Linked DNA regions of Homo sapiens: region 2 is linked to region 1. A link is a loop called in an ENCODE intact Hi-C map of the cell type or tissue named here. Cell type or tissue: B cell. All regions are shown on one strand. Each heading gives the region's core, and the rest is flanking DNA. Links, peaks and the distances in the headings are about the cores only.

Region 1 (16,691 bases), core at 4,708-12,707:
AAGTTATTAAGCAGAGGTTTATGAAGGAGGTTGTGGCCTGAAACACAAGTATATATGATATACTTACTTTCTATGTAAGGATAAAATTTACTCATACATAGAATATAGAAATCCCTGCAAATGTTTAAAACCGTCTTCATGTTTGATGTATCAGGTTAAAAGTGACATACTTTTGTATACTTCTTCCATGTGGTCCCCAAATATAAAATTTGAGCTTTATCTATTTTTTCTTTATGTGGGTAATACTTTTTAACTTTACTTGCTTAAAGATAAATCTGTGAAGCAGCTCCATTCATTTTTCTTTCTAATTTTGTAAACATCAGGAAAGATGTTATATGTAAAAGATTGTCGCATTTAAGGAACAATGTCAAGAAATTCACATCTGCCAAATGATGTCATGAAGCCTGCTCTCAGAAAAAATAGCTACTTTCCAAGTATTGATATTGAACCAGCAATACTTAAAATGTTTATCTTTCAAAACCAAACTCCAGTGGACAAAATGAGTCTGTTATTTTAAACATTATTTGGAAAGAGTTAGCATTAAGAACATTTTGTAACTGATACATGTCATTAATAGTTTACATTAGCTTCCCGCATAAGGGAAGATACTATCATACTTTATAAATAGGTCTTGTGGGAAAATCGCTTCTTCCTTGAGGTTAAACAATCTAATATACATTTTTAATGTAGGAATAGTTTAATGCAGTTTGAAAGGTAAACCATGTGAGGTTGTAACATGCCAAAACCCCAAAATCATTCATGGTATGTTAAAAACTCATTAAATGTGGTCTCCATAGTTTCTGGGATAAACACAGAAGCTAGAGAATGTATTTACAAGACTAAAAAATACTGCTCAAAGTGAAAAAGCAGACAATGGCTAAGGGAGATAAATTGTCATGTGGGAGAGAATATTTAGGTGTAAATAAATTCTAATAAAGTTAAACATATGAAAGATTATAACAGGCAGGTGACAGTGATTACCAGCTCCTTTCCTAATTCATTAAGGATGGAAAAGGAAGTGGTTTGAAATTGCAGTAGGAGAGATTTAGGTTAGATATCAGAAAGAACTTCCTAACAGTCAGGTTGATCATTTTTTAAAGAGCTCCTTAGAGACATTTAAGAATGGGATACAAACCTTTTCTCCAGGGATTTGTTTTTCTCATTGTTTTTGAGACAGGGTCTCCCTGTGTTTCCCAGGCTGGTCTTGAACTCCTTTCTGAGCTCAAGCAATCCTCCTGCATCAGCCTCCCAAGTAGCCAGGATTACAGGCATGTACCACCACACCTGCCAGCCCAAGGCTGATTTAAAAGCAGTTGTACCCAATCACAGTGACATTATTAAGATCGTGTTCTGAAATCTTTTTTATGTTCATCACTGAAAGTTGGTGTGTGTGTGTGTCTGTGTGTTTAAAGTGAATAGATGTGACTCATGATTACAAAATAAAGCAATTGATTCTACAGCACAGTAATGAAGCTAGGTGGCATGGTAAAACTCAGATACCTTGTGAAGATGCAGAGTGATGAGAGACTGTCAGAAATCCTTAGTTCATGGAAACTAAGTCCTGACTTTGAGGTTAGTTTAAGTGAAGCAGTACATTGGTAGAACCACCTGTTTTTATGAAAATCAGAAAAAATCCCCTTTGCCGTAGAAAATATCCTTTCAAAAACTAAATTTATAAGTAAAATAGGAAATTAGAATACTTCTTAAAACAAACAGAATCCAAAGTGTATCGGTAAGAACTTAGCTCTCTCATTGTCCTTGCATCCAAATAAGGAAACAAAAACATTAAAAGGCTGAGTGGATTGTTCAGGTTCCTGTAACTTCCTAGTGGCAAAACCAAGGATAAAACCTGTAGTGGCTGCTGTGGTGCACTGCTCAGATGCCTCCTCCACAGCCCTCCTCCCCACCACAGTTTTATGTCTGAGACACTCATTCCATCTGTCGACAGCTGGGAGTGTTAGTTGCTGAGACAAACAGCCAATTTCCTCTCCAGGAATTATCTTCTTTCTCTGGGCACTGTCCTCTGCCAAAGGGAGTTGCCTTGCCTAAGTTTATACCTCCTCCCTAGGCTAGGGGCAGCCTCTGTGGAAGGGGAAATTAGAAAAATCAGCCTCTTTACCTCAATTCAGGACAACCCTGAAGGGTCATTTCAGCTCCAGAGCTCCCTCAGATAGCAGCTGAGGTCTTCATTTCAATTACATCACCGTTCAATTTCTCCTGTTCACTCACTTCTGGTTTCATTACTCTGTCACAGGTTTGTCCTGTTGGTACTTCCCAAAAAACTTCCTGCATGCAATCTACATCTGAGTCTGTTTTCTAGGGAGCTGGACCTCAGTTAGTCAGTGCCAGGAACGCTCTGAGGTTTTGGAGCTAGATTATTCATTGGCCAGCTGGTAAAGAGGATGTCAACACTGTAGTAAGTGGAGGACTGAATGCCTCAAGGATGCTTTATTGGTCCAGTTAATATACTCACTGTTGGTGACTGGGAAGGGATACTACTGAAAGATAATGCACAGAGGGTTTTGGAGTAGTAATTATCGTAAGTCAATGAAATCAGATGATTCTTCGTGAGTGTTATCAGTGCATTGGAAAAAGACAAAGACTGAGGGTCGTTAAATTACCAACTTAAGGTCACTGTGGAAGTTAGAGTGTTTCTTAGGCAGGATATAAGGACTCTCTCCTTTTTTATGGCTATAGGAGAGGCATTGTTGAGGATCACATACAAAATTTAATTATAAGGCTAGTGAAATTTCAGAAAAAGTGGAATTCCAAACTCTGGCATGTCTATTCTACCAAGATCAGGGCCCTGAGTGAGAAGGAGCAAAATGCTGAGGCTTGAGATGGACACCTGGATGGAAACCTCTTAAGATCCAGATTGCCCTGAATCCGCAAGGGCCTGCCAAAGTGGGCCACTCCTCCTTATTAAAGGCTAGAAGACCACTTTCCCCCACCCTTTGCTTGAAGATAATACAGAAGGTTTTTTCTTATAAAGCTTTTACATCAGAGTCTACTGCCAGCTTGCTTGCAAAGACAGATGATCAAGAAACTGAAGGAAGACACCCCAATAACAAATCATGTCTTGTTTCTGGATCTATGTCAGAGTTGGAATCTACTGACTAAAGGAGTGTCTGGGTCCCCATGAGGAAGAAATCTACGATATCATGATGAGTATATGTAGCCATACTCCAATTACTCAGGATTGCATTATGGCCAGTAGCTACCATATTGGATACAGCTGAAGTATAACATTTCTATCATCAGAGAAAGTTTCTGAACAGTACTGCTCTGGAGTATGGGAAGACCCCAAGAAGATTTAGAGTATTTCTATATTGGTGAATTTTTTAGGGGTTCAGTAACCTGGGGAATGCAGGGACATTTTCTCCAAAGTAAAAGGAAAATTATTGTATCTTGCATTTCCCACCACAAAGAAGAATGCAATGCTTTGTAGATCTCTTTGAGTTTTAAATGCAGCACATTTCACACTAAAGAATCCTGCTCTGCCTAATGGCAAACTGATATGTACAGTAAAGACCTACAAAGGCCTTGGTCACAGAGGCTTAGGCCTCTCAGAGACTGGGGTGTAGGTTAACCCAAAAGGTAAGTCATGTAGACCAACAGAAGTGTTAGCTGTTGATGAGGAAAATCTAAAATGGGTAAATGACCAACCAGAATCTGGAGTGGCCATTCTCTGAAGGATGAACTCACTATACAAAGTAAGTAGATCCAAACAGTAGAATTAATGCTATGGCACCCTATCCTGAGCCCTCCTTCAGGAGCAAGGCCCTCAGTCTCTCAGCTGTTGGGAGTTGATATGGTTAGGTTTTGTGTCCCCACCCAAATCTCATCTTTAATTGTAATCCCCAGGTGTTGAGGGAGAGACCTGGTGGGAGGTGATTGAATCATGAGGGCAGTTTCCCCTATGCTGTTCTCATGATGGCGAGTGAGTTCTCATGAGACCTGATGGTTTTATAAGGGTCTCTTCCCCTTCACTTCTCTCTCTCTTTCTGGTTGCCTTGTGAAGAATGTGCCTGCTTCTCCTTCTGCTGTGATTGTAAGTTTCCTGAGGCCTCCCCAGCCATGTGGAACTATGAGTCAATTAAACCTCTTTCCTTTATAATATAAATTACCTAGTCTCGTGTATTTATAGTAGTGTGAAAATGGACTAGTACAGTAAATTGGTACTGCAGAGAGTGGGATACTGCTATAAAGTCACCTGAAAATGTGAAAGTGACTTTGGAACTGGGTAACAGGCAGAGATTGGAACAGTTTGGAGGGCTGTTCCAAAGACAGGAAGATGTGGGAAAGTTTGGAACTTCTGAGAAACTTGTTGAATGGTTTTAACCAAAATGCTGATAATGAGGTGGATGATGAAATCCAGGCTGAGGTGGTCTCAGATGGACATGAGGAACTTCATGGGAACTGGAGCAAAAGTCATTTTTACTATGCTTTAGCAAAGGTACTGGAGACATTTTGCCCCTGCCCTAGGGATCTGTGGAATTTTGAACTTGAGAGAGATGATCTGAAATTGGAACTTATGTTTAAAAGGGAAACAGAGCATAAAAGTTTGAAAAATTTGCAGCCTGACTATGTGATAGAAAAGGAAAATCCATTTTTCTGGGAAGAAATTTAAGCTGGGTGCAGAAATTTTCATAAGCAAAGAGGAGCCAAATGTTAATTGCCAAGACAATGGGGAAAATGTCTCCAGGGCATGTAAGAGATCTTGGTAGCAGATCCTCCCATCACAGGCCCAGAGGCTTAGGAGGAAAAAATGGTTTTGTGGGCCAGTCCCAAGGCCTCCCTGCTCTGTGCAGGCTCAGAACTTGGTACCCTGTGTCCCAGGTGCTTCACCTCCAGCCATGGCTAGAAGGGGCCAAGGTACAACTTGGGCTGTTGCTTCAGAGGCTGCAAGCCCCAAGCCTTGGCAGCTTCCATGTGGTGTTGGACCTGCAGGTGCACAGAAGTTAATAATCGAGGTTTGGAGCCTCCATGTAGATTTCAGAGAATGTATGAAAATGCTTGGATGTTTCCAAGCAGACATCTGCTGCAGGGGTGGAGCCCTCATGGAGAACTCCTACTAGGGCAATGCAGAAGGGCAATGTGGGGTTGGAGCCCCCACGCAGAGTCCTCACTGGGGTACTGCCTAGTGGATCTGTGAGAGGAGGGCCATTGTCCTCCAGACTGATCCCAGAATGGTCATTGTCCTCCAGGCCCCAGAATGGTAGATCCATTGGCAGCTTGCACCATCCACCTGGAAAAGCTGCAGATACTTAATGCTAGCCTGTGAAAGCAGCCAAGAGGGGAGGTGTACCCTGCAAAGCCACAGGGGCAGAGCTGCTCATGCTCACGTTTTATGTCAGCATGACCTGGATGTGACACATGGAGTCAAAGGAGATCATTTTGGAGCTTTAAGTTAATAATTACCCTGTTGGATTCCAGACTTGCGTGAAGCTTGTAGCCCCTTTGTTTTGGCCAATTTCTCCCTTTTGGAATGGGAGAATTTACCTAATGCCTGTACCCTCGTTGTATCTTGGAAGTAACTAACTTGCTTTTAACTTTATAGGCTCCTAGGTGGAAGGGACTTGCCTTGTCTCAGATGAGACTTTGGACTTGGACTTTTGGGTTAATGCTGGAATGAATTAAGACTTTGGGGGACTGTTAGGAAGGCATGATTGGTTTAGAAATGTGAAAGAAATGAGATTTGGGAGGGGTTGGGGCAGAATTATATGGTTAGGCTTTGTGTCCCCACCCAACTCTCATCTGGAATTGTAATCCCCAGGTGTTGAGGGAAAGACCTGATGGGAGGTGATTGAATCATGGGGATGGTTTCCCCCATGCTGTTCTTGTGATATTGAATGGGTTCTCACAAGATCTGATGGTTTCATAAGGGACCCTACCCCCTTTGCTCACTCTATCTCCTGCCACCTTGTGAAGAAGTTGCCTGTTTCCCCTTCTGCCATGATTGTAAGTGTGAGGCCTCCCCAGCCATGTGGAACTGGGAGTCAATTAAACCTCTTTCCTTTATAAATTACCCAGTCTCGAGTATTTCTTTATAGCACTGTGAAAATGGACTACTACAGGAGTATTGGCTGCTGTTTGTTCCTATATGATAATTCCCCTTGACCAAAGAAATCTGTCTGTATGAGTCCATTTTCTGCTGCTTATAACAGAATACTGAAACTGGGTAATTTATAAAGAAAAGGAATTTATTTCTTATGGAAGTTGAGAAGTCCAAGGTCGAGGGGCCACATCTAATGAGGGCCTTGTTGCTGGAGGGGACTCTCTGTAGAGTCCCAAAGTGGTGCAGGGCATCACATAGTGAGAGGGCTGAGCATGCTACTCGTGTTTCTCTTCCTCTTTGTATAAAGTCACCAGGCTCACTCCCATGATAACCCATTAATCTGTTCATAAGGGTAGAGCCATTATGACCCAATCACCTCTTAAAGTCTCCACCTCTCAACACTGCCACATCATGGATTACATTTCAACATAAGTTTTAGAGGGGATAAATATTCAAACCATAGCAATGTCATTCAAGAGTGCACCTCTTCCCCTGATGTAGGTCACATCCAGTGGCTGGCAGATGTAGGTGAAAAGGTGCGGCCCCTTTGCCTTCATGGGCATAACTCTGAAGGGCCAGCCCAGCCCCAGAGCTTCCCATGGGATCTGCTGAAGCCTTTGTTGTAACTACATAAAACATCAACTTCTCATTTTGACTAATGTTGTTTCCCTGTCTCCCTCCTATGTATTGTTCTCATGTGTAATCATCATCAAGAAATATCACACTCCCAGCATTTTTCCTGCACACAAATCTTCATCTCAGCATCTCTTTCCCAGGGCAACTGACTTAAGACAGAACCTAAAGCAAGTGACCTGTAGTCTTGGGCTTAATTCTAGCACATCGAGATACATATATATTTACATGTCAACTATGTGTATATTACAAGGTCTTTATGCATGGGCTGAATTATGTAATTTTTTAAAAAGATAACTGTAGTTGCTAATAAGTGAGTAAAAGTAATAGTATATTCACTGTTAACAGTAACAGCCATTTTAACTTCTTTTACTTCTAGGCAAAACCCCCTGATCCCAGGTCTTGTTTTCATATTGCTTCCCTCTAGGGTGTGTTATAGGATACTTAATAGTTATGTTGATCATCATTGCAGCCTACCTCTTTTGAAGGCTTTGAAGGAAGTAACCTATGAACATAAATCTTTTTTTTTTTGTTATTTTGGCAGCAGGAAATATGATAGGTGAATTTACAACAAATATAGAGGATCAAAATATACTATTAGACACTTTTATATTAAAAGATGGAATTGCTCTCAAGACTTTCCCCATCTGGACTCTCAGAGGAGGATTTTAGCATAGAGATATTTGGATGTTTCTACCCTGAAAATATTGGCCTGATTTGGGTGACAGCAGCTTCCTAATAAGGAAGGCATTGAATAAGTAATAGCTACCTTGGAATACTATGATTCTAAGCTCTCTAGTCTTTTGAAAAAGAAAGGAATGTGATTCAGTAGAAACAGCACTGGATGGAAGCTGCCACTGATTTCTTTTATGACCCTGAGTAGGCAACTTAATTTTTTTGTGCTTTTTTTTCTTTGTCTGTGAAAAAGGTAACTGGGGCCGAACATGGTGGCTCACACCTGTAATCCTGGTACTTTGGGAGGCCAAAGAAGGAGGATCACTTGAGCCTAAGAGTTAAAGATCAGTCTGGGCAACATCGGGAGACTCTGTTTCTGAAAATAATTATAAAAATTAGACAAGCATGGTGGTACACACCTTGTGGTCCCAGTTACTTGGGAGGCTGAGGTGGGAGGATCACCTGAGCCTGGGAGGTCGAGGTTGCAGTGAGCCATGATCACACCACTGCACTCCAGCCTGGGTGACAGAGTGAGACCCTGTCTCAAAAAAAAAAAAAAACAAAAAAAAAACAAACAGATAACTGGGAGAAATCTTGAAAAAACCCTTTGTTTTTCCTAGTTCCATAATTATGTGTTCAGTTTATTTTCCAATCAACAAATTATTTCTTGGTTTTAGAGAGTTGTCTTTTGCATGCCACAAAGCATCAAATCATTACTTTTATTTTTTGTTTTCATTATTTAGTAACCTGAAATCATTGTTATGAAAAACATGCGCAATTTTCTTTAGTTTATTAGATTAAATATTGTGCCATAAATATTTTATGTAAAGAAAAATTCCAGGGGTTATTTAATATTTTGGTTTTAACCACTTACATGTAGATGAAGCTAGGTATAGAACATTCCTAGTTACAACAATAGCATATTTAAAAAAATGTGAGTTCTTGGGGGAATAATGAATGTTTTGTATGACTAGAGCTTAGGGAAGTTTTAGAAATCTGGCAAGAAATATGACTAGAATGTAGCCACAGGCCAGATTATGAAAGACAAAAAGACGTTTCCAGGGTGCCCATGTCACTTTCTCTGCTGTCAGTGGAAGAACACAGGGGAGGGAAGCAGTTAGTCAAGGGAGTAAAACTGGAAGTGAAGTAGAATAGATGAAGAAGGCAAAAGGAGGAAGTGAAATCAAACTACTTCCTTTTTCCTTCATCTTAAACTCCACTTGTATACAGAAACTGAAAAGAGGGACCTGAATTTCTTCCCTGATTGGAAGATAATATTTGTGTAATTTATTTAAAAATGCAGAAACTGATAACATTTATTTTTCAGGATTTTTAAAGTAAAAACGTTTATTTTATTGTTATTATTGTATATGCTTGGCCATGGCCAGGCTTTTAGAGCCTTCTATGAACTCTGTACATGAACAATCTGAACTCATTGTCCACCTTTCTTTTAATCTGAGCAGTCCCCTTAAATTTCAGGAATATTATTATTTTCAGAGTACAGCCTGTGTGCCACAATTTGCCATTTAATAACATTCCCTTGAATAGATGAATGACATTTTGTATTTGTTAAAGGACTTACTAAACACTTACTGGTTGCCTGAAATCACACCAAAATAAATGTAAATTTTGCTTTTAAATTCCATTGGCAAGAAAGAAGGCTAAAAATACTATATTTTCTGGAAAATACAAAGTGACGGGTCTTGTCTTAAATAAGTATTAATCATATTAGTATCAAATTGCTAAGCACATCTTTAGAGAAAAATTGTTTAGTGAGATAACTGATATTTGCCATGGTATAAATTTCCATTAGCGCTCAGCCCATCAGGTAATACATTTTCTCTTGCAGCTTTAGCTGAAAGTGTCTAATTGCGGGCAAATAATATTCTCAACATGGTAAGCTTCAGAAGAAATACAAAAAAACCCCAGCAGAAATGCAACTAAACTTTGGCTTTTCCAAGGAAGCTTTGGAAATAATTCTTCAAATATGTCAGCCTTAAATGTTTCTAATGGAAGTGTGGGTGGGAAAGAGGGGAAAAGATGCAAGAGAGTAAATGCTGGGTTACCTTTCAGAAAAAAGATAATCTATTATGAGGAGAACATTGACTTGAGCTTACAGCAAAACAATTTTGGTCCATTCTTTACATGTCTTTTACAAATATCTTATCCTCTTTGATCTTCATTTTTCTCCTCTGTAAATGTGAATAATGGTAACTGTGGAAGACAAAATAATACTCTCCTCACCAGAAGATGCCAATATTCTAATCGCTGGAACCAGTGAATATTACTTTACACAATAAAAGCACTTCTGTAGATGTGATTAAAAATATGCATCTTGAGATGGAAAGATTATGCTTGATTAAGTGGGCCCAATCTGATTACATGAGCCCTTAAAGGTGGAGAATTTTTCCTAGATGGAATCAGAAATATGCTAGGACAGATGAAGTAGGAGAGATTTGAAGCATGAGAGAGATTCCTCCTAATGTTCTGGCTTTGATCGGGGGATGAAGCCACGAGCCAAAGAATGTTGCAGCCACTAGATGCTGCAATGGCTCTCAGCTGACAGCCAGCAGGAAAATGAAGACCTTTGTCCTACAACTGCAAGGAACTGAATTCTACCAATAACCTGAATGAGCTGGGAAACAGATTCTCCCCTAGGGCCTCTGGACAGAAAAATATCCCTGTTGACACTATGGCTTTAGCCTGGTGAAACTCTTGGATTTCTAATTTACAGAAATAAGAATTAAATAAATTTGTTATTTAATCCACTATGGTCATTTGTTTAGTAGCAATAGAAAACTCATAGAACAACTCTATCTCACAGAGTTGTGTGATAATTTGTATAAAGTGTGCAGTCCATTGTAAAATACTATATGCAGGCTAATTGTTATCATTGATGCTCTCAGTATCATCATGTTCTATTCTGCTTCTGAACTGCCAACCTTTAAAATGCCACTCTTAGAAAATAATAACTACTATTTACTGAGCATCTACTATGTGCAAGATATTCAACATTTGCCATATAATTTCATCTGTATGAAATGAGATAGAATGCATTAGGTCATTTTACATATATGCTACCTGACAAAAACTTTGACCTTGTTGGATTTCATAAGATTTATATCTCTATCTGTCTTAAGGATAACAGTGTGGGAAAAGTTTAGAAATGTAGCTCCAGTCAATGACAAAGTGCTAGGAGAAAGTTATAAGTTTGCGTTCTTTCCTCTTTTTTGATTACTGCAGATGAAAATTAAAATAGAAACTATCAGAGAAAGAAATGCAGCATTTGAAGTGATTAAATGTAAGCTATTATCCAGTAGTGTTCATGAAAATATGCAAAGTTTACCTTTAGATATTGGCTTTAGAAGATCTCTCCTGCTGAACTGTGGACTGTGATCAGACACAGGCCCCAGTGAGCTGTCTACTGTGTGAGCATTTTGTTTGATGGGAGGAATTGAAGAAGTATGCTCAGTTTGAAAACGAGTCTTAAGGTACAAGGCTTTGAGTCGTGACATCTCAAACATATCTCCATGGACAAAAATATTCTTTGAAAATTAATTGAAGACGCTCAGCTCCATGCTTGGATATATGCTTCCAAAACAGCTACAGCCTTCAGTGATGTTCTTTCATGTAGTCAGAATAAAACTGTTTTTGGCAGGGAGAGGATGCTAGAAATGGCAGGTCACAGGAAGGTAAGCAAATAAGGAAGGTAAGCAAATATTCTGGATTACTTAATGATTTTGATGCTATTTCGCACATTTAAAGGATGATGTCAGTGGAACATACGCTTTAAGAATTTCTGTAAAAATTTTGAGTATCTGCATCCTTGTTCATCAACTCTCTTTCTGATACAATATGTTTGTCTGAGTTTGTGGATAGAGGCTGTGACTTTGGAATAAAATTTCTTGACTGGACAAAGTTAAAGAAAACACATGCAAACACTCATGACCTTAGTTCCAGGGCTGGCCTTAGCCAAAGCTGTTAAGTAGGCAGATTTTCGTTTTTCCAAGACTCTATACTTCTCTATTCTCTGCCCTCTCCTCCATTTCAAAATCTTCCATTGCCAGACACCAAAGTCTTTGTCTTCATGATGTTTAATGATCTAATTTACCTTGGTCTATTATAGACATAGCTGAGGATGTTTGCATTTTAATGGAGCATTTAGTAGGTGTAGTTATTTCAAAGGAGATTTCTAATGGTAGCATGACCACATTTATGGGTAAAGATGTCTTCTTGGAGCCTCTCAAAAAGATATCAATTAACAACCAGTTGCTATTTCATTTCACTGTCCTTTTTCCCTCAGCCCAGGTGGTGGGTGCAGCTAAGTTCCCTGGGCACTAGTTGCTAGTTGTTCAATAGGAACCACCCATATTTATGTTTTCTAGTTACAATCAACATCTCACTAGGGCTGTGAGTGAAAGAAACAGATTTAACTCATATGTGTTAAACATTTAAATCCGTGTTTACAATTAGTCCCACAAAACCTACACTATTATAAGAAATATGGCAAAAGTGCTATCTTAAGGCCCTTGAGCCACTGTTTTCTGTAGAGAAGTGTGGATTATACCTACCCATCAATATAAGACTGGTTATCAGGCTGATACTAATGGTTCGTGTTTAGTACATATTTGTTGAACAGACCAAGGATTTGGACCCTGGGACAAGACACATAGGAGGATCAGGAAAATGGTGCTAATTTCTTATATAAGAACTATTAGTGATTGATAGAAGCCTATGAGACATGATTTTTCAAGTCTGTGCTGGAAAAAAGAGTGTTTTACATGAGGGCAGAAGATTTGGAATGTTGTCTCTTCACCTATCCGTTCCAGATCATCACTATCTCATAGGTTTGAGTTATTTTTGTATCCTAAATGTCCTTATGCTGCTTTGAAAGATCCTAACTAACCCTACACCTCAGGGAAGACTGGAAAAGAGAGACTGATTTGTCGGGGGCATTCTTTCTTCTCAGGCTGGGTAAATCCACGATTTCCTGCTTTTCCTGGGGGAAAGAATTAAACTCTCATCACTATTGATAAGGTACAAATTTAGCATTCTGTTTTGGATCCACTAATATTTAACTGACTGTGTCACACCAATGTCAATGCTAGAGAAAGCCTTGTAGGTATTTGGATTCTTTAGCCAGGATACAATTAAAATATCACTCAGATAATTTAGCATTTCATGCTAAGTGTGACCACAATGACAGCTGCATTGCATGGTATAAGTCTTAGAGTCATTGTAGACCCTTCACATATCATTCATCACTTAAATATTAATGATTTTACCTCTCACATATTTCTTATATACAGCCCTTTCTCTATAGTCCTGTTGCTAGTTGCTCCAGTTCAAGCTCTTATCATTCTAATTTTTATTTTTTTGACATAATTTCATACATGAAGAAAAGTTGCAAAAATGGTAAAATAACTCCAAGATGCCCTTCATCCAAATTCTCCAAATATTAACATTGCATCTACATATTTTTCTTTTTTATGTATATTTTCCTGAATTATTTGAGAAACAGTCATAGTGTCTTTGTACCCCCAAATACCTCATTGTTTATTTTTTAAAACAAGGACTTTTTAATTCCATAACAATAACACAATAATCAAAATCCATTGTGAAATTAACATTGACACGATACTATCACCTAATTTATAGATCTTATTGAGGAGTCCAGTTTGTCATGTAATGTCCTTGAGGCAGAAGAAAATCCCATGCCATGCCTTGCATTCTCTGGTCATACTTCTTTAGCCTACTTTCACCAGTCTTTCTTTGTCTTTCATGATACTGACATTTTTGAAGCGGAAAGGCCAATTGTTTTGTAGACTGTCCTTCAATTTGGGTTTGTCCAATGATTATTCTTGATTAGATTCAGGTATGTATTATTGGCAAGACTATTGGGGATGTGATGTTGTGTCCTTCTTAGTGCTTCATATGGGGAAGCACATCATGGCCATTTGCCCTATTACTGAGCTGTCAACCTTGATCACCTAGTCGAGGTGGTGTCTGCTAGTTTTGTTTTGTTTTGTTTTTGAGATGGAGTCTTGCTGTCACCCAGGCTAGAGTGTAGTGGTATGATCTCAGCTCACTACAGCCTCCACCTCCCAGGTTCAAGCAATTATCCTGCCTCAGCCTTCTGAGTAGCTGGGACTACAGGCACATGCCACCACACCCGGCTAATTTTTGTATTTTTAGTAGAGATGGGGTTTCACCATGTTGGCCAGGCTGGTCTTGAACTCCTGAGCTCAAGTGATCTGCCTGCCTCAGCTTCCCAATGTGCTGGGATTACGGACATGAGCCACTGCACCAGGCCGGTCGGTGTCTGCTAGTTTCTATATTGTAAAATTACTACTTTCTCTTTTGTAATTAGTAAGTATCTAGAGAGGAGGCCCTCCTCATTTTTCGCCAAAATTATGTGATCCCTCTGTGCTGTATATTGATGGTTAGTCCCACTGCATTTCCTTCCTTCCCTTCTCCATTCTGCTTTGGGCTTACTAGGTTCACTGGGGTGGACTATGTCAGTCTGGTCCTCTGGTGTCTGGTTGGGTTAGTCAAGGGGGAGTCAGTCCTGCAGGAGATCTGAAAAGGGTGAAGAATGAGGTCCAGGGCTATTTCCACTTAGTTTCCTCCCCATAGTTTACCCTCCTCTAGGACATGCTCTGTTCCTCAATGGAAGGTCAGGCAGACCATCTCTCAGGCTGAAGCTCTGGGTTTTGTAACTGCCTCCACCCTTTGTTTGCTTCAAGATTAAGGATTGAAAAAACATCCCTTGTAGTTTCCCTACACTCTTTACATTCTTCCCAAACCTTTGTAAACTCTCTTCACGTTTCCCAATTTGAATGTTGTATTGGGCTGTCCCTCTGTTGCTATAAAGAAATACCTGAGACTGGGTAATTTATTTTATTTTTATTTATTTATTGATTGATTTTTAAAATTTTATTATTATTATACTTTAAGTTTTAGGGTACATGTGCACAACGTGCAGGTTTGTTACATATGTATACATGTGCCATGTTGGTGTGCTGCACCCATTAACTCGTCATTTAGCATTAGGTATATCTCCATTTATAAGAAAAGAGGTTTAGTTGGCTTATGGTTCTGCAGGCTGTACAGGAAGCATACCATTCATCTGCTTCTGGAAAAGTCTCAGGGGGCTTACAATCATGGTAGAAGCCCAAGGGGGAGCAGGCACATCACATGGTGAAAGCAGGAGCAAGAAAGAGAGAGAGAGAGAGAGCATGAGGTGCCACACTTTTAAACAGCCAGATCTTGTGAGAACTCACCCTCATGAAGACAGCACCAAGCTATGAGTGATCTGCCCCCATGATCCAAACACCTTCTACCAGGCTCTGTCTCCATCATTGGGGATTACGATTCAACATGAGATTTGGGCAGGGGCAAATATTCAGACTTCCCACTAAGAGCCTTACCGCGCAGTCTTCTACTGCACTGTTTGGAACTTTCTTTCCTATTTTCTCTCAGTTGCAGATACTGCTCACTGGTCTTCAATACAGTCTCAACCCTGACTACTTCTTGTGTCAGACCTGACCCAGGCAGAAAGAACACTGGATGCCAAAGGCATCAGGGAACTGGATCTAAGATGAGCTGTTCTGCTCTGCAGCTAGTCCTCCAGCATGCCTGGGGATTTTCCTTTACTCCCACATCACTGGCATAGCTTGTGCCAGCTGAATTCTGCCTTGGTTTTCTGCTTTGCATTCTCATCTCCATTTGGGATGGAGTCTTTCACTGACCCAGTATTTTTTTTTTTTTTTCAGTAGGGCTGTAAGGCTCTAAAATATCGCTTCACTCTGCTGGTACCCTTCTCCAGAATGTTGGACCCTCACCCTCAGATCCCCATTTATTTTCTGAAATCATGTTTGGGATAGAATGGTTCTCCCAGGTGGGCCATCTTTCTTCAGTTTGCCCTTCCACACCCCTCCCCACCCAGTTCTTCTTTGTTTTCCCTTCCCCTCTCCATACTGACCCATGTGAACTTATCATCCCTTGCCTTCTGGCTTCTAGCTGGGTTTGGCTAATGGGGAATGCTGGCAGGAGATTCAAGGGAGTGACTGAGTGAGATAGGAATATTTATACCACTAGCTTCCTCCCTTTGGGGTTACCTTGAGCTGCTCACTTCTTTCCACTGAAGGTCAGAGCTCCTCTCCAGGTGGTCCTCTGCTTCCAGAGGATGTTCTTGGAACTGTTCCCACTCTTCACCCTTTCTGGCCTAGGGTAGATTACAGCCTAGCTGAGCACTGGGGTATTGCATTCTTTGTTGTGGTCTAGTCTTACATTGTTAAAAATAATCCTTTTATCAAACCTTCTTCAATTATCCTAACCTGACTGTGATGAATGCTTCCTTCTGTGACCCTGAATGAAGCAGCTTCTATGGACAGCCCTTTCTGCCTTGGTGGATCATCTAGCGTCTGAAACATTTTGCTAGACTCAGTGGATCTGATACTGATGACAGCTGCAACCAAGCTTGAGGATCACTGTGCTATTTTGCAGTGGTCATTTGATTGTAGACTACTTCTTTGGGCACCAGCCCTATACCTGGGTCAGTTTCTCCCAGCTTTGTCCCTGCCCAGTCCTAGACTCATTCCCCTCATCACCTACCCTGTTAAAGTATCAGCATGCCTTGTGCAGAAGCAATGGTTGCGCAAGTGAAAACACAAGTCTCCCTATCTGTAAGCTACGTGAGACAGACTTTTGGTTTAGACCTGTCCCTTGTGATATCAGGACAGACCCCAGAAAAGTCTTCTAATCCCATGCTACTATGGATGTAAGGATGTGTCTAAAATATTCATACATATACCACCAAAGACATGCTTTTTAATATGAAAGTACAATTTAGTATGCTAATTTAAATTTGCAGTTGGTTTAGATATTGAAACATTAGTATAATAAGCTTAATTCTGCTAGCATTTACTGTCAAGAATATCCCGTACCTACTTGATTACCCTGTAAATCTCTCCATCTATGGAGATATTTGAAAGTGTTTTAAAAATTGAGCTAATAGATTACTAGTCATGTTTTAATATTTTCAGCTTATCATTGTTTTTAAAATAATAAAATTTTCACATAGTTCAGCAATGTTACTTTGTGAATATCTTAAGTTGTGTCAGATTCAAAGGATAATTCATAGTGAATTGCTCTAAATTGCAATATGTTACTTTGAAGCCTTTTTTGAGTAAGCTTGCCTTATGAGATCATTACATTTGGAGTTTTCTAGTATGTTATTTTTGTAGCATATTAACTCTACTTGTTGGTAATGTTTGAATTCTGTAATTTTTGGTGGGATATTACCTATTATGATGTTTTAGAA
Region 2 (16,691 bases), core at 3,972-11,971, 69 kb before region 1:
TTTGATGTATTAAGCCATTCTTGTGTTGCTATAAGGAAGTTTCTGAGGCTGGATAATTTAAAAAGAAAAGAGATTTAATTGGCTGACAGTTCTGCAGCGTGTACAAGCATGGCACTGGAATATGCTCAGCTTCTGGGGAGGCCTCAGGGAGCTTTTACTCATGGTGGAAGGTGAAGCAGGAGCAAGCACATCACATGGCCAGAGCAGGAGGAAGGAGAGAGGTGCTACACACCTTTAAACAACCAGATCTCTTGAGTACACACTATTGGGAGGACAGCACCAACCTATGAGGGACCTGCCCCTATGATCCAATCACGTTCCACAGGCCCCACCCCCAACACTGGAGATTACAATTCAACATGAGATTTTGAGGGGACAGTATTCAAACTATATCATTCCACCCTGACCCTTCAAATCTCATGGTCTTCTGGCACTGCAAAATATATTCATCTGTTGCCAATAGTCCACCAAAGTCTTAACTCATTCCAGCATGAACTCAATTAAAAGTCCCAAGTCCAAAAGCTCATCTGGAGATGAGTTCCTTCCACCTATAAGCCTGTAAAATCAAAGGAAGTTATTTTCTTTCAAGATACAGTGGGGCTATAGGCATTGGGTAAACACTCCCATTTGTAAAGGGAGAAACCAGCCGTAAGAATGGGGCTACAGGACCCACACAATGAAATCTAACAGGGCAGTCATTAAATCTTAAAGCTTCAAAACAATTCCTTTGATTCCATGTCCTGCATTTAGGGCATACTGGCACAAGGGTTGGGCTCTCAAAGCACTGGGCAACTCCACCCCTGTGGCTTTGCAGGATTCAGCCACCATGGCTGTTCTCACGAGTTGGAATTGAGTGCTTGTGACTTTTCCAGGTGCAGGGTGCAAGCTGACAGTGGATCTACCATTCTGGGGTCTGGAGGATGATGGCCACCTTCCCATAGCTATACTAGGTAGTTCCCCAGTGGGTATTCTGTGTAGGGAGTCAGATCCCACATTTCCCCTTGGCACTGCCCTAGTAGAAGTTCTCTTTGAGGGCTCTGCCCCTGTGTCAGGCTTCTTCCTGGGCATGCAAGCTTTCTCATACATCCTCTAAAATCTAGGTGGAGGCTGCCAAGCCTCCTTCACTCTTTCACTCTGTGTACCAACAGGCTTAACACCACATGGAAGCTGCTAAGCCTTATGGTGGAAGGCTTACACCCTTTGAAGCAGTGGTCTGAGCTCTATCTGGGTCCCTTTGAGCCAAGGCTGGAGCTGGAGCAACCAGGATGCAGGGAGCAGTGTTCCAAGGCTGCACAACGCAGCAAAGTCCTGGATCTCGCCCATAAAACCATTCTTTCTTCCTAGACCTCTGGGCCTGTGATGGGAGGGGTTCCCTCGAAGATCTTTGAAATGCCTTTGAGGCCTTTTTCCAGTTGTCTTGGCTATTAGCACTTGGCTCCCTTTTAGTCATGCTAATAACTCTAGCAAGTGGTTGCTCCCCAGCCTCCTTGAATTCCTCTCCTGATAATGCTTTTTCTTTGCCACATAGCTAGGCTGCAAATTTTCTAAACTTTTATGCTCTGCTTCCCCTTTCAATATAACTTCCAACTTTAAGTCATTTATTTGCTCTTACACCCAAGGATAGGCTGTTAGAAGCAACCAAGTAATTTCTTGAATGCTTTGCTGCTTAGAAATTTCTTCCACCAAATACCCTAAGTCATTACTTTTTAGTTCAAACTTCCACATACTAGGACATGAACAGAATTCAGCCAAGTTCTTTGCTAAGGCATAATATGGATGACCTTTGCTCCATTTCCCGATAAATTCTCATTTGCATCTGAGACCTAGTCAGCCTGCACTTCACTGTTCATATCACTGTCAGAATCATAACCATTTAACCAGTCTCTAAGAAGTTCCAAACTTTCCCTCATCTTCCTATCTTCTTCTGAGCTCTCCAAACTCTTCCAACCTCTGCCTATTACACTATTCCAAAGCTGCTTCCACATTTTCAGGTATCTCTATAACAATGCCCTACTTCTCAGTACCAATTTTCTGTGTTAGCTTGTTCTTGCTTTGCTTTGAAGGCATACCAAAGACTGGGTAATTTATAAAGAAAAGAGGTTTAATTGGCTCACAAGTCTGCAGGCTGTACAGGAAGTATAGCACCAGTATCTGCTCAGCTTCTGGGGAGGCCTCAGGGAGCTTTTATTCATGGCAGAAGGTGAGGCAGGAGCAGATATGTCATATGACAAGAGCAGGAGTGAGAAGCAGAGGAGGTGTCACACACATTTAAACAACCAGATCTCATGAGTATTTACTACTGCAAGGACAGCACCAAGCCATGAAGATCTGCCCCCATGACCCAATTACTTCCCACCAGGCTGCAACTCCAATGTCAGGAATTACAATTCAACATGAGACTTGGAGGGGACAACATGCAAACTGTGTCATTTGGTCAAGTACACTATTATCTTAAAATTATTATTATTTTTTGCATACTGTGAGACAGACATTATTTGTGATACTTTTAAAGTGCACCAAATTTAGTCACTAATCATCACTTAATTTGACTAAATAAAGTCTAAGCCTCTTCCTAGCAAATAAAATCTTAATCTGAATCAGTAAGACATGCTTTTGGCTACAAGTAACCAAGAGCTAAACTAGTAGTGGCTTTAATGAATAGCAGTTTATTATTCTTAAAATTATGGTATGGTTGATTCAGCTGTTAAACATAGCCATCGAAGATCCAGGCTCAACCATCCCTATTATATGATATCAATAAGAATATCAGCAGGATTTTCTCACATTTGTGGTTTTCTAATGCTTATACTTTTATATAATTTTTCATTGTTGCCCATTTTTCTTCAAAACTCCACTTTTAAGGGTACACAAAAGAATCACCTTTATGAGTTTACTGATGCAGATTCCTGGGTCCCACTCCCAGAGCTTCTGATGGAGTCTGGACTAGAGCCAGCAGATCTGCATTTTTGACAGTCCCTTTAGCTGATTCTGATGCACCACATTGTCTGTATCCCTCCTCTGTTATAAGGTAGGAAAACGAAATGTCTTTTTAGGAGGCATTGGCAATAAGAGGATGGTTTATCTATTCATTTATACAAAGAAACTTATTAATCACTTATTACATGCTGATATGGTTTGGCTGTGTCCCCACCCAAATCTCATCTTGAATTGTAGTTTCCATAATCCCCACGTGTTGTGGGAGGGACCTGGTGGGAGGTAATTGAATCATGGGGGCAGTTTCCCCTATGCTATTCTCTTGATAGTGAGTAAGTTTTCATGAGAGCTGATGGTTTTATAAGGGGCTTCCCACTTTGCTCGGTTCTCATTTTTCTCTACCTGCCACCATGCAAAGAAGGACATGTTTGCTTCCCTTTCTGCCATGATCATAAGTATCCTGAAGCCTTCCCAACCATGCTGAACGGTGAGTCAATTAGATCTCTTTTCTTTATAAATTACCCAGTCTCGTGTATATCTTTATTAGCAGCGTGACAATGGACTAATACACATGCCATGCCTAACTGAAACTGGCATATAATGGGCACTTGAAATAAAGATTTGTCCCAAATGAATGAACAAACAAATGAACTATCAGCTCCCTGATGATGAATTCTAAATTTATACCCACAGCCTTGTTCCTTTATTCTGATGACCTGACAAACTTCTTACAGGGTCAATTCTTTTTGTCTTTCAGATAGGAAAAATGGAATGAAGCCAATTCACCAATCATCAAAAGAAAGTCACTGAAAACCAATTTGTTGACCTATGTATTGTTGGTGTCAGAGGAAAAGGGGTCAAGGGAGGAAAGCTGAAAAGTGCTGGTGAGTGAGTGGAGAGTTAAAAGGAAGGTAAGATCTAGAACATATAGAAAGAATTCACCATGAATAGAAAAGGGAACATCTCTTTCTCTGAGGCAGAAAAAAGGCAAAAAATAAAAAAATGTGAAGAAAGAGTAAAATTTGAAGTTTCAGGAGTGGATGACATAGGCACATAAATGTCAGTCTTAATATTCCTTATATAATTGTTGCCTATGATCATTAGCCAGAATTGAATGAGGCTAAGGACTGAAATGGGCAGATTAAAGAAACTGAAGGACGAGCAAAGGATAAAGAAAATGTTACCCAAGGCCCAGGTAAATAAATAGAGTACAATTTTATAGCAATATAGGTTTACATGATATTCTCTGGTGGCTCAAACTTGGGGCTCCCATTATAGTTACAGCTATTAAGAGTTCAGGATATTCTGGTGCAGAGGGATGGAGTTGGGCACTGATTACCAGGCTGTATTACCAGACTGCTTATGAAGTCTTCTCAGGCTTCCGTAATAAAATACCATAGACTTGGTGGCTAAAACAACAGGCATTTATTTTCTCACAGTTCTGGAGGCCAGATGTCCAAGATTATGGTATCATCAGCATTGCTTTCTGGTGAGGTCTCTTTACCTGGCTTACAAATGGCTACCTTCTGCCCTGTCCTCACATGGCCTTTCCTTGGTGCAAGTGCATGGAGAGGTATCTCTTCCTCTTCTTATAAAGACACCAGTTCTTTCAGATTAAAGACCCACTCTTGTGATGTCATTTAACCTTAATTACTGCCCTAAAGGCCCTATCTCCAAACAGTCACTTTGGAGATTAGGGCTTCAACATACACATTTTTGGAGGACAAAATTCAGTTCATAATGCAGACTCATTTGGTTAGCATTTTTCAAAATTCACATAACAAGGTCCTTCAGATCCACTGGATTAGATTTCCTGTATTATGCAACCCCACTCCTCAAATGTTTGTTTATGTATATATACGTGTGGTGTTATGTATGAATGCTGGGACAAATATATGAAACAATGTTAATATACAACTGAGTACAAAAACAGAAGAAATATGCAGTGCTAGAAATAGAGAACTCAAAGGTAGAGTGAGTACACAATAAGCAGATATTAAGCCCAGGGGATTACCATACTCAGAAATAAGTCAGATATGTGTAACCATGGAGTTTTAAAGGTAGGAGATGTGGCTGGATCTGAGTGAGGCAAGGAGCTGAAACTGAACCCTTATGTGCTATGGTCTGAATATTTATGTTGTCCCAAAATTCACATGTTGAAATCCTGACCACTAAGGTGATAGGATGAGGAGGTGGAACCTTTTAGGAGATAAGGCAGAGCTCACACAAATGGAATTAGTACCCTTTTAAAATATAGTAGACCCAGGGAAATTATTCTGCCCCTTCTACCATGTAAGGACACAGCTATAAGGCACTATCTATGATACCTGGAAGTGAGACCTCACCAGACACCAAAACTGCCTCCACCTGGATCTTTCACTTCCCAGCCTCCAGAACTGTGAGAAGTAAGTTTCTATTGTTTATGAGCTACCCAGTCTATGGTACTTTGTTGTAGGAGCCCAAATGGACCATGACACCACATAAAGCCAGAATCCTGCTTTATAGCCAGTGGTATGCTGGTACTACTTCCTACCAACTTACCTAGCTCAGGAAGTGTCACAAAAGCATCAGGGAATCTCATCTTCTTCCCAAGACTTTGGGAAAGAGGTACCAAAAACAAAAGACATAAAATAAATCTACCCTAGTCACATCACTGAGAAACTTCATGACATTAAAAGACAAAGAGAAGTCTTAGCAGCAACCAGACAGGATAAAACAAACAAAAACAATTTAGCATGACAGCCACCTTTGTATTGGCAATTGTAGATAGGCCAAGAGAAAAAGGAATAACATCTTTAAAGTTCTTAGGGAAATAACTGATATGGTTTGGCTGTGTCCCCACCCAAATCTCATCTTGCATTGTAACTCCCGCAATTCCCACATGTCCTGGGAGGAACCCTGTAGGAGGTAATTGAATCATGGGGGCAGGTCTTTCCTGTACTGTTGTTGTGATAGTGAATGGGTCTCATGAGATCTGATGGTTTTAAAAAACGGCAGTTTCTCTGCAAAGGCCCTCTCTTTCAGTGCCGCCATCCACATAAGATTAACTTGCTCCTCCTTGCCTTCCACCATGATTGTGAGGCCTCCCCAGCCATGTGGAACTGTAAGTCCAATAAACCTCTTTGTGTTGTAAATTGCCCAGTCTTGGGTATGTCTTTATCAGCAGCGTGAAAATGGACTAATACAATAACTCTCCCAGAATGTATACTGAGGTAAAATATCATAGGAGTGAAGATGAATGTAACGTTTTCAGAAAAACACTAGGAACATACTTCTCACAAACCAAAAGAGCAGAGTTCCCATCCCAGCACTTTGGGAGGCCGAGGTGGGTGGATCACCTGAGGTCAGGAGTTTGAGACCAGCCTGCCCAACATGGCGAAACCCCATCTCTACTAAAAATACAAAAAATCAGCCAGGCGTAGTGGTGCATACCTGTAATCCCAGCTACTTGGGAGGCTGAGGCAGAAGAATCACGTGAACCTGGGAGGTGGAGGTTGCAGTGAGCCAAGATCATGCCACTGCATTCCAGCCTGGGCGACGAGCAAAATTCCATCTCAAAAAAAAAAAAAAAAAAAAAAAAGCAGAGTTCCCAAGAAAGTCACTCCTTTCATAAACATTTGAAGTTTCTGCGTACCCTGTTGGATGTCTGCATAGGCACAGATGTGTTGACATATCTGTTTTTAACTTAGGAGAGTAAAGAGAAATGGAGAGGGGAGCCAGAGTGAGAGGAAGAGTGGAAGGAGAGTCATCTTTTTGTCCCCACCATGTGGCTTGGCATAGATGCTTAAGTTTCCTTGTAAGACAGCTTGGAATGAAGCTGCCAGCCAGGTGAGAGCACCTATCAGGAGACTACAGGGTGCAGCTCCAGAGAAGAGAGTTACAATGAGGAACAAGAGGTTGGTAAGAAGCCTATCTCATATGATAGGAGACAGCAGTACAAGGCCTTGCTGAGCTCTTCCAGAAACTCCCACATAGACCCACTAAAAAGTCAGTGTTTGGTTGCCTGCCACATTAAAAGTATTGACAGGCCGGGCGCGGTGGCTCACGCCTGTAATCCCAGCACTTTGGGAGGCCGAGGCGGGCGGATCACGAGGTCAGGAGATCGAGACCATCCCGGCTAAAACGGTGAAACCCCGTCTCTACTAAAAATACAAAAAATTAGCCGGGCGTAGTGGCGGGCGCCTGTAGTCCCAGCTACTTGGGAGGCTGAGGCAGGAGAATGGCGTGAACCCGGGAGGCGGAGCTTGCAGTGAGCCGAGATCCCGCCACTGCACTCCAGCCTGGGCGACAGAGCGAGACTCCGTCTCAAAAAAAAAAAAAAAGTATTGACAGCCAGAGGGGATTTCGATAGAGTCTAGCCAAGCAAAGGGACTGCCCTTGTCTTCTCCACCCTCCGTGCCCTCAACACTGGAAGAGCCACAGCTTCCAGAAGGGAAAGGGGAGGGGAGTAAAATGCAGATACTGAGTGAGCACTCTCCAATCCTCAATACACACAGACAGTGATGGGGGAGAGAACCTTTTACTCAGATAGAGATTTAAGATTTTAACAGTAGTAGATTAAAATTTCATTGATAGGCAGTAGAAGGCTTTGCTGGCCTCATCTAAAAACTCCCAGAAGAGTTCAAAGGTCCCAGAAAGTTAAAGGCTCTGCTTCAGATGTTGTTGAGGAACAGGTGTGGAGTATTCATTGGCTCATGGTTGAAATCAGTTGTTCAAGAAAAATACCTCATTGAGCTGAGCTTGAGGCCCTAACCAAATAGGTAGGCAAATGAAATCAGAGTAGGAATAAACACGAGTGAATTGGAAGACATGAAGCAGTTACAGATCACAGATACACGAAACACAGCTTAGGTAGCTTTCCAGAAAGAGGGCTGATGTGACAGGTAAGGACGTACTTGAGGTAGAGACAGGGCGGGAGAATCAATTTTAAAATTTTATATATAAAACTGCTGAATGATTAACACCATGAAAACCTGGCAATGAGCTATGTCTGGTCAGATGCACCTTCCTATTTCTACTCTCAAGACCTACAAATGCTGATTTCTTCATGACATTTCTTTATGGTAATGATGGAGAAATTTCTGGAGACAACTTGTCACAGAATTAAGTTGTCCAACTTACTCTCCCCATCGGGCTATTGTGAATTTCCTGGTTCCCGACCACCTGCCGGGTTCTGACCATTTACTTCCTTTCCTCTTTTGGAGCCGGTATCCTCCAGGTCCACATTGTTTGCCCTGAACTCCAATAACTACCTTCTTATTCTTCTTGCTTGCCCAATTGCTGGCCCAATGATTAGACTTACTTCTCATATCTATTTATACTCACTTCTGCTTACTTGTTGCTTAGTTTCTGACCTCACTGGCTCGTCTTGAACTTTGTTTATGCCTGTTTCTGAAAAAAGAAAAAGTCCTGATGACTGATTCCCTTACCTTGTCAAAATTCTCAACTCTGCTGAATTTCTGGCTTTTCCAGTTCCAAATTCTAGCCAATTTGTAATGCTTGGCTATCCTTTATCACAATCACAGCATTAAGAGTTGACTGTATTTTTCTATTATCGGTTTCATTTCTTATTTTATTCAACTAATTTGTTTTTTAAAAAGTACACATTTCTCAAATGCCTTCTTTCAATGTAAGCTATAGAAAGTCACTCTACTGTCAAACACAAAGTTTACCAAGCAAAATTGCTTTTCCCAATACAGTCTTGTTTATAGGACTTCAAGAACACTTCTACCTAAATAATCTATCACAAAGAATGAAGATTTAATCATTTTGATTTGGTCATAATAAGTTCTCTTTGGGCTGTTACTGATATAAATACATAACTTCTGTATTTGTGTTAACGTTTTGGAGGGTGGCCCTAGTCTAACTAAAAATCATGTTTTTAGTTCTTTGATTTTCTTACATATATATATATTTTTTTAAGACGCAATCGGGGCTCACTGCAACCTCCATCTCCCAGGTTCAAGTGATTCTCCTGCCTCAGCCTCTCGAGTAGCTTGGACTACAGGTGCACACCACCTTGCCCAGCTAATTTTTGTAGTTTTAGTAGGGACGGGGTTTCACCATATTGGCCAGGATGGTCTCCATCTCTTGACCTCATGATCCACCTGCCTTGGCCTCCCAAAGTGCTGGGATTACAGGCGTGAGCCACCATGCCCAACCTATATATTGTTTTAATGCTTGCTTTGCATACATGTTTACATTTAAATTTTGCATCACTTTCCAACAGTGATATAAATTCTCATTATCCTTAATCATTCCTTTTTGTGTCTCTAAAAATGAAGTGTTGGGCACTTAATATCCTCGTATTTTTCTTAGTTCTGTGTCTTAGACATTTCTTCCAGATTTTTAGAACCTTTTCCATTACTATTATAAATAGAAAAATACTAAGATGCCTCCCTCATTTAACTCTTTTGTTTTTAATCTCCAAGAATTCAAATGGTAAAACTAGGTATATTATATAAATGTGTATATATTCTTTGTTTTTTTTCGCATTGGACATTTATCGTTAAGTTTTTAAATATTAGGTATAGATAATTATCTGTATGTATGTATGTGTGTTTTTTTTATAATTCAAACAATACAGATATATATAGTGTAAAAAGTGAAAGATCCCTGTAATCATACCCCAGCATAACCAGGGTAAAAAGTTGTTATTTTTCCAAAGTGGTTCTTGCTGTGGGGACATACAAGGAAATAGAGGATACAGCATAGAGTGTCTGGACTTAGGGAACATATACATCTAGTGGTGCTGACAAGTGAAACAGCAAGAGAGAGAAGTCCAAAGAAAAACATAAAAATGTGACAGTGTAATACATGCTGTATCAATTCATCCTGAAGGAATTCAAGTTAATTGGAAAGAATATTATGAGAAAGATAAATCTGAAACTTAGCTTTGAGAAGGAGGCAACATAATGTTAGAAAGAGCCTGAGCTTTGATATAAGGATTCCAACTCCATTTCTGAAATTTATCAGCTGTGTGATCTTGGGCAAGTTCCTTAACTGCTCTGATTTTTTAGTTCCTGCCTGTATAAAATGAGGATAAACTTCTAAGGTTCTTGTGAGGTTGAAATTAATGTAGTTTTTCATGATAGATACTCAGTAAATGGGTGTTTAAATTCATTATTTACCCACATAATCTGCCACATTTGATATTGTCTTAATATTCTCTAGTGTGTATAAAAATAATATAATGTACTGAAAAATGTAGAAAACATAGTTATAATTTATACAGCCTCAAAGGGAATTTTTATATAATTATATAGCCTCAAAGGGAATTTTTAAATTTTATCCATATTCATCATTTAAAAGGAGATTTAAAAAATTTAAAGAATTTTGAAATAGTAAAGAAATTGAGATTTAGGCTCTATCGATGTGACATATATTAGTCAAACTAAAAAGTCAGATAACGTTTTTTATCTTATAGGATCCTTCAGTGTCTAAAAGATTGCCACACTTTGTTATGTTAGGGTCAAATCAATGACTATACAGGCACGGCAAGAAAACTAACAAGTGTTTCTGAGTAATGATTATGTTCTTCCCTGAAAACAAAGACAAGCAATTCTTTAAGAAAGCTTAAAACGGCCATTGAACTCTGAACCAAAGCCCAATAACGAATATCAAGCTACCTCCTCAACAAGAAATGTTATCCCAGCAGTGCAGCTGTGAGCTAATTAAACAGCCCAGATCGTTGTGCTAAACTTTAGTACTGCATTTACAGAATTAATTCAGAGGACATGTTATTAAACTCTGGGGTTTATCAGAAGAAGGCAGCCTCTTTTTTTTGAGCAGCATTTAAAAAATTAACATACTGGATAAGCTGCTTATTATAGATGGAGCCTATGACATCCTTCATGTACATGCAAAAACTAAGCAATGAATTTCTAAGCAAAATAATGAAGCTATTGCACTCTGAGACCAAAATGTAAAAATAGTACTTTAGATATCCTGAGAGCACTTTCAAAAAAAATTATATTCTATATGGTTATTTCTAAAGTCCTGAAAGACATACTGATGATGACTAATATGCTAGAATCTAGCATATATATATATATATATAATATATATGTGTGTGTGTGTGTGTGTGTGTGTGTGTGTGAGAGAGAGAGAGACAGAGAGAGAGAAATATGTAGCAATTCTATATTTAATTAACTTGGAAATCAGTCATAACTGGCATGTGTAAGACAAGAATATTTTAAATTATTGTGAAGTATAATACTTTCCCTCTTAATTAGTCTTAATAAAACTTGGACTTTAAAATTTATATCTAGAAATCTAAATCATAAACAAAATTCCTACTTTATTGTAAATGCTGATGGCTGTCATTATTTAAGTTATTATGCATAGGCAATAATGGTAGGAATAAGATATGGAGACATTTATGACTGGAAACTTTGTGGAGGGCATAAAATATGTTACATTATTTTAATTTTGTTGATGTAGTGGACTCAAGAAGATAAAACAAATCAGTGAATTCTTTACAATCCTAGTCACTCATCTTTAAAACAGGGAGAGCAACACTTATCTTACATTATTTTCAGTACTGCAACAAAATAAGATAGCAGTTTTTGAATAGTTCAATAATTCTAATACTTGTAAAGTAACAGATAAAAATAAGAGAGTCCTGAAATAAAGCAGCATACCTACAACCATCTGCTCTTTGACAAAGTAGAGAAAAACAAGCAACAGAGAAAAGATTCCCTATTCAATAAATGATACTGGCAACACAAAAAGAAAACTTAAGGCCAATATCCTTGATGAATATCAATGCAAAAATCTTCACCAAAATACTGGCAAACTAAATCCAGCAGCACATCAAAAAGTGTGTCTACCACAATCAAGTAGGCCTTATTTCTGGGATGTAAGTTTGGTTCAACATATGCAAATCAATAAATGTGATTCATCACATAAACATAAGACAAAAGCCACATGATCACCTCAATAGATGCTGAAAAGCTTTTTATAAAATTCAGCACCCATTTATGTTAAAAACTCTCAATAAACTACGTATGAAGGAACATACCTGAAAATAAAAAGAACCGTCTATGACAAACCCACATCTAACATCATACTGCATGGGCAAAAGCTGGAAATGTTCCATTGAAAACTGGCACAAGACAAGGATGCCCTCTCTCACCACTCCTATTCAACACAGTTTTGAAAGTCCTGGCCAGAGCAATCAGTCAAGAGAAAGAAATAAATGGCATCCAAAAAGGAAAAGAAGTCAAACTATTTTTATTTCCAGCTGACATAATTCTGTATCTAGAAAACTCCATAGTCTCAGCTCAAAAGCTACTTAAGCTGATAAACAACTTCAGTGAAATCTCAGGATACAAAATCAATGTACAAAAGTCACTAGCATTCCTATACACCAGCAACAGTCAAGCTGAAAGCCAAATCAGGAACACAATCTCATTCACAATTGTCACAAAAAGAATAAAATACCTAGGAATACAGCTAACAGGGAGGTGAAAGATCTCTGCAAGGAGAACTAGAAAACATTGCTCAAAGATTGATTCAGAGATGACACAGACAAATGGAAAAATATTCCATACTCATGGATAGAAAGAATGCATATCATTAAAATGGCCATACTGCCCAAAGCAATTTATAGATTCAGTGCTATTACTATCAAACTACTAATGATAGTCTTCACAGAACCAGAAAAATCTATTTTAGAATTCATATGGAACCAAAATAGAGCTCAAATAGCAAAGGCAATTCTAAGCAAAAGGAAGAAAACTGGAAGCATTATGCTACCCAACTTCAAACTATACCACAGAGCTTCAGGAACCAAAACAGCATGGTACAGATACAAAAACAGGCCCACAGACAAATGAAATGGAATAGAGAGCCCAGACAGAAGGCTGCACACTTACCACCCATCTAATCTTTGACAACACTGACAAAAACAGGCAATGGGGAAAAGACTCAGGACTCCTTATTCAATAAAGGGTACTGGGAGAACTGGCTAGCTATATGCAGAAGATTGAAACTGGACCCCTTCCTTACATCATATACAAAGACCAACTCAAGAAGGATTAAAGACTTAAATGTAAAACCCCAAGCTACAAAATCCCTGGAGGACAACCTGGGCAATACCATTCTGGACATAGGAAATGGCAAAGATTTCATGATGAAGATTTCCAAAGCAGTTGCGAAAATTGACAAATGGGATCTAATTGAACTAAAGAGCTTCTGCACAGCAAAAGAAACTATCAACAAAGTAAACAATCGACCTATAGTATGGGAGAAAATATTTGCAAACTACGCATCTGACAAAGGTCTAATATCCAGCATCTATAAATAACTTAAACTTACAAGAAAAAAACAAACATCTCCATTAAAAAGTGGGCAAAGGACTTAAATAGACACTTTCCAAAAGACATACATGCAGCCAACAATCATATTTTAAAAAGCTCAACATCATGGATCATTTGAGAAATGCAAATCAATCTATGGCCATACCACCCTGAACCTGACCAGTCTCGTCTCATCTCGGAAGCTAAGCAAGATCAGGCCTGGTTAGTACTTGGATGGGAGAAATGCCAATCAAAACCAAAATGAGATACCATCTCACACCAGTCAGAATGGCTACATTAAAAAGTCAAAAAATAACATGCTGGTGAGATTATGGAGAAAAACGAATGCTTATACACTGTTGGTGAGAGTGTAAGTTGGTTCAATTATTGTGGAAAACAGTGTGATGATTCCTCAAAGGCCTAAAAACAGAACTACCATTCAACCTAGCAATCCCATTACTGGATATATACCCAAAGGAATACAAATTATTCTACCATAAGGGCACATTCTCATGTATGTTCATTGCAGCATGATTCACAACAGCAAAGACATGGAATCAACTTAAATGCCATCAATAGTTGACTGGATAAAGACAATGTGGTACATATACACTATGGAATACTATCAAACCACAAAAAAAGAATGAGATCATGTCATTTGAGAGAACATGGATGGAGCTGGAGGCCATGTTTCTTAGCAAACTAATGCAGAAACAGAAAGCCAAATATTGCATGTTCTTACTTATAAGTAGAAGCCGAATGATGAGAGCACATGGACACATAGAGGAAAACAACAGACACTGGGGCCTACTGGAGGGTGGAGAGTGGGTGAAGGGAAAGGATCAGAAAAAATGACTAATGGGTACTAGGCTTAATACTTGTGTGACAAAATAATCTGTACAACAAACCCCTGTGACATGAGTTTACCTATGTAACAAACATGCACCTGTACCCCTGAACTTAAAATAAAAGTTAAAAAATAAAAACAACAAACCAACAAAACAAATATTATACTAAAAATAATTTTAAAATGGTGCTGGGATAACTGGCTAGCCACATGCAGAAGATTGAAACTGGATTCCTTCCTTACACCATGTACAAAAATCAACTCAAGATGGATTAAAGACTTCAACATAAAAACCTAAAACTGTAAAATCTCTAAAAGATAACCTGGGAAATATCTTTCTGGGCATAGGCCCTGGCAAAGATTTCATGAAAAAGACACCAAAAGCAATTGCAACAAAAACAAAAATTGACAAATGGGGCCTAATTAAACTAAAGAGCTTCTGTGCAGCAAAAGAAACTATCAATAGAGTAAACAGACAACCTATAGAATGGGAGAGAATATTTGCAAACTATGAATCCAATAATGGTCTAATATCCAGCATCTATAAGGAACTTAAGCAAATTAACAAGCAAAAAATGAAAAACCAAATTAAAAAGTGGGCAAAGTACATCAGTAGACATTTTTCGAAAGATGTACATGTGACCAACAAACATAGGAAAAAAAGCTCGTCATTAATCAATAGAGAAATGCAAATAAAAACCATAATGAGATACCTCTCTCCTCAGTTAGAATGGTATTGCTAAAAAGTAAAAAAATAACATATGCTAGCAAAGTTGAGGAGAAAGGGGGACGTTTGTACACTGTTGGTGGGAGTGTAAATTAGTTTAGCCATTGTGGAAAGCAGTTCGGTGATTTCTCAAAGAACATAGATCAGAACTACCATGCAACCCAGCAGTCCCATTTTGGGTATATACCCACAGGAATATAAATCATCCTGCTATAAAGGCACATGCACTCATACGTTCATAACAGCACTCTCCACAATAGCAAAGCCATAGCATCAACCTAAATGCCCATCAACTAGACTGGATAAAGAAAATGTGGTGTGTATGCACCATAGACTATTACACAGCCATAACAAAGAATGAGATCATGTCCTTTGTAGCAACATGGACAGAGCTGGAGGCAATTATCCTAAGCAAACTGATGCAGGAAGAGAAAACCAAATATCGTATGTTCTCACTTATAAATGGGCGCTAAACACTGAGTACACATGGACACAAAGAAAGGAAAAACAGATACCAGTGCCTACTTGAGGGTGGAGAGTGGGAGGAGGGAGAGGATCAGGAAAAATAACCAGTGGGTACTATGCTTATTACCTGGGTGATGAAATACTCTGTACACCAAACCCCCAGGACACACAATTTACCCATGTAACAAACCTGCACACGTACCCTTGAACCTAAAATAAAAGTTAAAAAAAGGTAACAAATGAAAATATTTCTGAAAAGCCAAAAGAAGCTTAGAAAAACACTTCATATAGACACACAAACCTCATATACAACACATGCTCCTACTGATAAATTTCATAGGTAAAAGAAAGTAAGCAGCGGGGTAATGTGAGAGAAATTTTTGACATATCTTCTTAAAAGTAATTTTTAGTTTTCATTTTGATTTATGAAAATTTTAAACTTACAGATAAGTATAGAAAATAATATCCCAGCCACCGTACCTACTTTTGAACTAGAGTGGCAAAGAAAATCTGATGGCAACCTTTTTAGCAGGGTTAACTCAGCTGACTTTAAACCAAAAAAAAAAAAAGCAAGTAGAGGCCGGGCGCGGTGGCTCATGCCTGTAATCCCAGCACTTTGGGAGGCCGAGACGGGGGGATCACGAGGTCAGGAGATGGAGACCATCCTGGCTAACACGGTGAAACCCTGTCTCTACTAAAAATACAAAAAATTAGCCCGGCGCGGTGGCGGGCGCCTGTAGTCCAGCTACTCCGAAGGCTGAGGCAGGAGAATGGCGTGAACCCAGGAGGCGGAGCTTGCAGTGAGCCGAGATCGTGCCACTGCACTCCAGCCTGGGCGACAGAGCGAGACTCCGTCTCAAACAAACAAACAAACAAACAAACAAACAAAAAAGCAAGTAGAGTACACGATATCTGCTCTTATCATTTCACATGGTTCTGTCTGAAAATCAGTTTCTAGTTGGGCCATCAAATCTGTCTTCGAAATAGGAGTACATACTTTGGTCAAGGAGTTGATTTGCTCTCTTAGAGCCTCCAAACTCCAAACTCCTTTCTAAATAATTCTAAGTAGGAAGGAAAGACTTTTTAAAGGATTGGTCTTTTAAAGCAAATTAAAAGACAACAAAGAGAAAGTTAATTAGCTTAGTAGATTTTTGTAGCAGTCTTAACATTTTGAGCCAAGACACAGAATTTTACAAATATCCACCCTAGCTCACCCAAACCAGACACTCCCTTGATAAGATGAAATGGTACACTCCTGCCTTTGTCCCCAAACCATTGCTGCAGCTGGTTGATCAGTGGTTGTCTTACTCAAGACACTGAGTACACATAGACACAAAGATGAGTACTCTTCTTTGTGATGAGGACACAAACGAGGCAAGTGGTTGTGGTGGTGAAGATAAAGGGAAATATTAAGGAG

What was found. A loop is a pair of places that touch in the nucleus more often than their neighbours do. Peaks named below come from ENCODE experiments on the same cell type or tissue, not always from the same donor. Only the 100,000 strongest peaks of a DNase experiment are listed, where the experiment ranks them.
Region 2: a loop joins it to region 1, with 2.6 times the contacts of the local background. A loop is called at or near these places in 1 of 110 quality-filtered maps.

What each region holds. Positions count from the first base shown.
Region 1 is chr12:89,781,592-89,798,282 of GRCh38, forward strand. The region is part of intron 2 of LOC107984543 (a long non-coding RNA gene); the gene reads left to right. Among named protein-coding and RNA genes, the nearest start is that of ATP2B1-AS1, 81 kb to the left of the region's middle. In B cell, for the core only: no CTCF peak of the experiment used is centred there; a DNase peak (open chromatin) is centred at 8,530; H3K27ac peaks cover 721 bases.
Region 2 is chr12:89,713,546-89,730,236 of GRCh38, forward strand. LOC107984543 (a long non-coding RNA gene) reads left to right here. Exons shown (of 7, transcript XR_007063399.1): 2 at 3,692-3,818. It also overlaps the pseudogene RNA5SP365. Among named protein-coding and RNA genes, the nearest start is that of ATP2B1-AS1, 13 kb to the left of the region's middle. In B cell, for the core only: no CTCF peak of the experiment used is centred there; a DNase peak (open chromatin) is centred at 8,246; H3K4me3 peaks cover 805 bases; H3K27ac peaks cover 2,339 bases.